Regions from separate parts of the Homo sapiens genome. Here region 2 is linked to region 1. Evidence: read pairs that join two places in POLR2A ChIA-PET (ENCODE). Cell type or tissue: PC-9. All regions are shown on one strand.

The links. Peaks named below come from ENCODE experiments on the same cell type or tissue, not always from the same donor. Only the 100,000 strongest peaks of a DNase experiment are listed, where the experiment ranks them.
Region 2: POLR2A ChIA-PET joins it to region 1 with 14 read pairs; 1 of 35 experiments calls an interaction of 5 or more read pairs at or near these places.

What each region holds. Positions count from the first base shown.
Region 1 is chr14:102,033,350-102,035,849 of GRCh38, reverse strand. It overlaps DYNC1H1 (dynein cytoplasmic 1 heavy chain 1), which reads right to left. Exons shown (of 78, transcript NM_001376.5): 54 at 2,366-2,500; 55 at 1,662-1,874; 56 at 1,398-1,525. Among named protein-coding and RNA genes, the nearest start is that of HSP90AA1, 52 kb to the left of the region's middle. In PC-9, no CTCF peak of the experiment used is centred here; a DNase peak (open chromatin) is centred at 1,369; H3K27ac peaks cover 2,426 bases.
Region 2 is chr14:102,595,749-102,598,248 of GRCh38, reverse strand. The region is part of intron 2 of RCOR1 (REST corepressor 1); the gene reads right to left. Among named protein-coding and RNA genes, the nearest start is that of RCOR1, 4.4 kb to the right of the region's middle. In PC-9, no CTCF peak of the experiment used is centred here; no DNase peak of the experiment used is centred here.

The DNA.
Region 1 (2,500 bases):
TTCTGACCCTATTCTTTGGTCACCAAAGTCCCTTGCCCAGGTGATGGCTTTTACCAGTTTTTCGCCTGTCTTTACAGAGAAGGTCTAAGCATTTACAGACACATGTGTCAGTGTGGGAGTTGTGGCCTCGTGGGAGGCCTCTACTGTCCGCTCTGCACCTGTCCAGCCTGTATTCGAATGTCCTGTGTTGGCAAAGACTACCCAGCACCACGGCGTGGTGGGCCCTCAGGAGGGCCATCTGAGTTATCTCCAGTCTTCAGCTGGTACACACTTGGTACCTACACACATTCTGTACCTAGGCCAGGCTACTGTTGAATGAACACCTAGAAGTGGAACTCCTAGGTCAAAGGGTCATTTAGGCAAATCCAGCCCTGCGCACAGGCTGTACTGATTGATTCATACTCTTGCTGGCACCACCCGGTGAGACGTGGAACCCTCTCGGCACCTAGCCCATCTTCACTGCAGTTACATCCCATTTCTTATTCTGTCTTTCCTAAGCAGAAAAACAGGTAGTACTTCCCCTTTAACTAGCTATTTTCAGTTCTTGTAACAGAGGACTGTTTGTTTGAATGTCCACCCCCAAACACAACCCTGCCAATCCACTTTATTTTTATTTTTTTGAGACGGAGTCTTGTGCTGTCGCCCGGGCTGGAGTGCAGTGGCACCATCTTGGCTTGCTGCAACCTCTGCCTCCCGGGTTCAAGCGATTCTCCTGCCTCAGCCTCCTGAGTAGCTGGGATTACAGGCGCCTGCCACCACGCCCAGCTAATTTTCTGTGTTTTTAATAGATATAGGGTTTCACTATGTTGGCTAGGCTGGTCTCAAACTCCTGACTTCGTGATCTGCCCACCTCGGCCTCCCAAAGTGCTGGGATTACAGGTGTGAGCCACTGTGCCCGGCCTATTTTTATGTTTTTTTTTTTTTGAGATGGATTCTCACTCTGTTGCCCAGGCTGGGGTGCAGTGGCGTGATCTCGGCTCACCGCAACCTCTGCCTCCTGGGTTCAAGAGATTTTCCTGTCTCAGCCTCCTGAGTAACTGGGATTACAGGCGCATGCCACCACGCCTGGCTAATTTTTTTGTATTTTTAGTAGAGACAGGATTTCACCATGTTGGCCAGGCTGGTCTCAAACTCCTGACCTCACGTGATCCACTGTGCCTGGCCCCTGCCAATCGATTTTAGAAGGTTACAAGAAGCATTCACTGCAGAATAACTCAGACACTTGACAATAACGAGAACAGCACACGCCCCACCATCAGAGGAGCACCAAGCTGCCAGCACTGTATGCCCACGCCCCATTTTCTATTCCTCTCTTCAAACAAGGGTGTATTTTGAAAAAAATTCAAGATCACCACCCACATTCCTCCCATGCCTCTCCTTGGCACCCGAGCTCATACCTATTGAATCGTTTCAGCATGATGGCATTTTCTGTGCAAAGGTCATCAGCAGGCAAGGAGCTGGCCTGCCAGCGAAGACGCTCATCAGCATTGGAAAGGTATTCCGTCCTGGCAATATCTGTACGGAACTGAAAGGCAAGGCCGTTACCTTTCCTCCTCTTCACAGCCACAGATGGGACTGTTCTCAAGACTCTAACTGTGCACTAAACACCAGCTTGCCTCACACTGCTCGCACATCCTTTTTGAACTCCCCGTGATTCTCACCTGGATGTTGGCTTGCTGTAGGTGATGGGACCAGGTAGTGAACAAGTTCTGACGCATCTGCTGGTCAAAGTAACCCGCGTAGGCAATGAACGCAGCTGACAAGAGACAGTCCCCAGCAATGGTGGACATCTGGTTTTTGAAAGTTTCACTTGTTTTTTCCCATCGTTCACGTTCAGCAGACAAGCTCTTCAGAAGAGCAGTGCTCCGGTTTACCTAAAAGGAAAACCGAACAAGATGCTCAGGGATGAGGCCTTTCAGGATTTATACCGAATCCTGCAAATCGGTTCATCCACATTATGTGCAGGGTTTTGGGTGGGTTAGAAACGTGCCCAAGTTGTTCACAGTCCCAGAGGAGATGAGACCCAGATCATATATAACTAATGACCACACACGACTCAGAATCTCAGCGGGGCAGAAGCTGGGTACGGAGCGAGGCCCTCAGGCAGCAGAGCAAACAGGTCTGGAGCTGCTGGTGGGGGATTCAACGGCTGAAAAGTGTCCAGTTTGTATCAATCTATCCTAATTAACAACACTTAGTGACTACTCAGTGTGTATTATTTTCCAGGAAAAAAGTCCTCCGGGGCCTTACAGATGTTAAAGAGCGAATTCACCGAGGCCAGCATGGTGCATGCAGCGCATGTTGAAGTGTGTTAATCTCTGCTTCCACAGCAGGAAAGGCTGAGGATCAATGATGATAATCTTACTTTTGCCTCGACAGCTGCCAGGTCTGCCTTGATGGCCTGGGCCTCTGAGATCAGGACGGCGTATTCCTCCTTGTAGCGGGCGATGCTGGCTTCCAGGTCTCGGATCATCTGCTCCACCTCGTTGGCCTTCTGCTG
Region 2 (2,500 bases), 560 kb before region 1:
CACAGTGGCTCACACCTGTAATCCCAACACTTTGGGAGGCCGAGGTGAGTGGATCACCTGAGGTCAGGAGTTCGAGACCAGCCTGGCCAACATGGTGAAACCCATCTCTACCAAAAATACCAAAATTAGGGCTGCGCAGTGGCTCACGCCTATAATCCCAGCACTCTGGGAGGCCAAGGCAGGCAAATCACCTGAGGTTGGGAGTTCACGACCAGCCTGACCAACATGGAGAAACCCTATCCCTACTAAAAATACAAAATTAGCTGGGTGTGGTGGCCCATGCCTGTAATCCCGGCTACTCGGGAGGCTGAGGCAGGAGAATTGCTTGAACCTGAGAGGTGGAGGTTGAGGTGAGCCGAGATCGAGATCATGCCATTGCACCCCAGCCTGAGCAACAAGAGAAAAAAACTCCATCTCAAAAAAAAAAAAAATTGCAAAAATACCAAAATTAGCCAGACATAGTGGCACACGCCTGTAATCCCGGCTACTGAGGAGGCTGAGGCAGGAGAACTGCTTGAACCCGGGAGGCAGAGGCTGTGTGAGCTGATTGTGCCACTGCACTCCAGCCTGGGCAACATAGAAAGACTCCATTTCAAAAAAAAAAAAAAAAAAAAAAAAAAGGTCGGGCGCAGTGGCTCACGCCTGAAATCCCAGCACTTTGGGAAGCCAAGGTGGGTGGATCACCTGAGGTCAGGAGTTCGAGACCAGCCTGGCCAACAAGGTGAAACCTCATCTCTACTAAAACTACAAAAACTAGCCGGGTGTGGTGGTGTGCGTCTGTAATCCCAGCTACTCAGGAGGCTGCAGCAGGAGGATCGCTTGAACCCAGGAGATGGAGGTTGCAGTGAGCTGAGATCATGCCACTGCACTCCAGCCTGGGTGAAAGAGCGAGACTCTGTCTCAAAAAAAAAAAATCAAAGTCAAATTCCTCCATTCATGCATCTCTACCATAGTTACTTATTTTACTATAATAAAAAAAGAAAAGAAAAAAAGCTGCCTGTTAAGTTTCACGTCCACCTCTCTGTTCAAATTCTAGTAAAAGAGAAGAACAAAGACACACTCAAAACTGAGGTAGGGACAGGGCATGGTGGCTCACGCCTGTAATCCCAGCACTTTGGGAGGCCGAGGGGGGCAGATCACCTGAGGTCAGGAGTTCAAGACCAGCCTGGCCAATATGGTGAAACCCCGTCTCTACTAAAAACACAAAAATTAGCCAGGCATGGTGGCACGCACCTGTAGTTCCAACTACTTGGGAGGCTGAGGCAGGAGAATCACTTGAACCTGGGAGATGGAGGTTGCAGTGAGTCAAGATTGTGCCATTGCACTCCAGCCTGGGCAACAGATCAAGACTCCGTCTCAAAAAAAAAAAAAAAGGCGGGGGGAGGGGCAGTCACAGTGGTTCACGCCTGTAATCCCAGCACTTTGGAAGGACAAGGCGGGGAGATCACCTGAAGCAAAGAGTTCGAGACCAGCCTGGCCAACATGGTGAAACCGCATCTCTAATAAAAACACAAAAATTAGTTGGGCGTGGTGGTGGGCACCTGTAATCCCAGCTACTCTGGAGGCTGAGGCAGGAGAATCACTTGAACCTCGGAGGTGGAGGTTGCAGTGAGCCAAGATCGTGCCACTGCACTCCAGCCTGGGCAACAGAGTGAGACTTGGTCTCAAAAAATAAAAGAAAAAAGAAAAAAACAAGTAGGAGGAGGAAATAAAAACTAGTAAGGATCAAACTCTCAATTCTTAATTTATTACTCAATTCACTACTCTTAAATTGCAGTCATGGAAAGAACCTGTCTTAAGTCTTAAACAGCTAAGAAAGAATTTTGCTATAAAACAAACATCAGTTGGCTGGGCACGGTGGCTCACCCCTGTAATCCCAGTAATTTGGAAGGCTGAGGTGGGTGGATCACCTGCGTTCAGGAGTTCCAGACCAGCCTGATCAACATGGAGAAACCCTGTCTCTACTATAAATACAAAAAATTAGCCAGGCATGGTGGCGCATGCCTGTAATCCCAGCTACTTAGGAGGATGAGGCAGGAAAATTGCTTGAACCCAGGAGGCAGAGGTTGCGGTGAGCCCAGATCACGCCATTGCACTCCAGCGTGGGCAACAAGAGTGAAACTCCGTATTAAAAAAAAAAAAAATGTTGTATCATTTCTATTCCAAAATGGAAGCCTTCCTTCCCCTTAAGCTTTTAAGTTAAATGAAAAGACACATAAAAAACCACTAGGAAATAGTAAAGTCTCAATTTTCTGCCATATCTAGAAAACTGTGTCCCCCTGCTTAGGTTGGCAAAACAAGGTTTGAAATTACTTTACACCAGTTAGATTCCTTTCCAGATTAAAACAAACACAAAATAAAGAAATTTGGGGCCGGGCGCGGTGGCACATGCCTGTAATCCCAGCACTATGAGAGGCCGAGACGGGCGGATCACGAGGTCAGGAGATCAAGACCATCCTGGCTGACACGGTGAAACCCCGTCTCCACTAAAAATACAAAA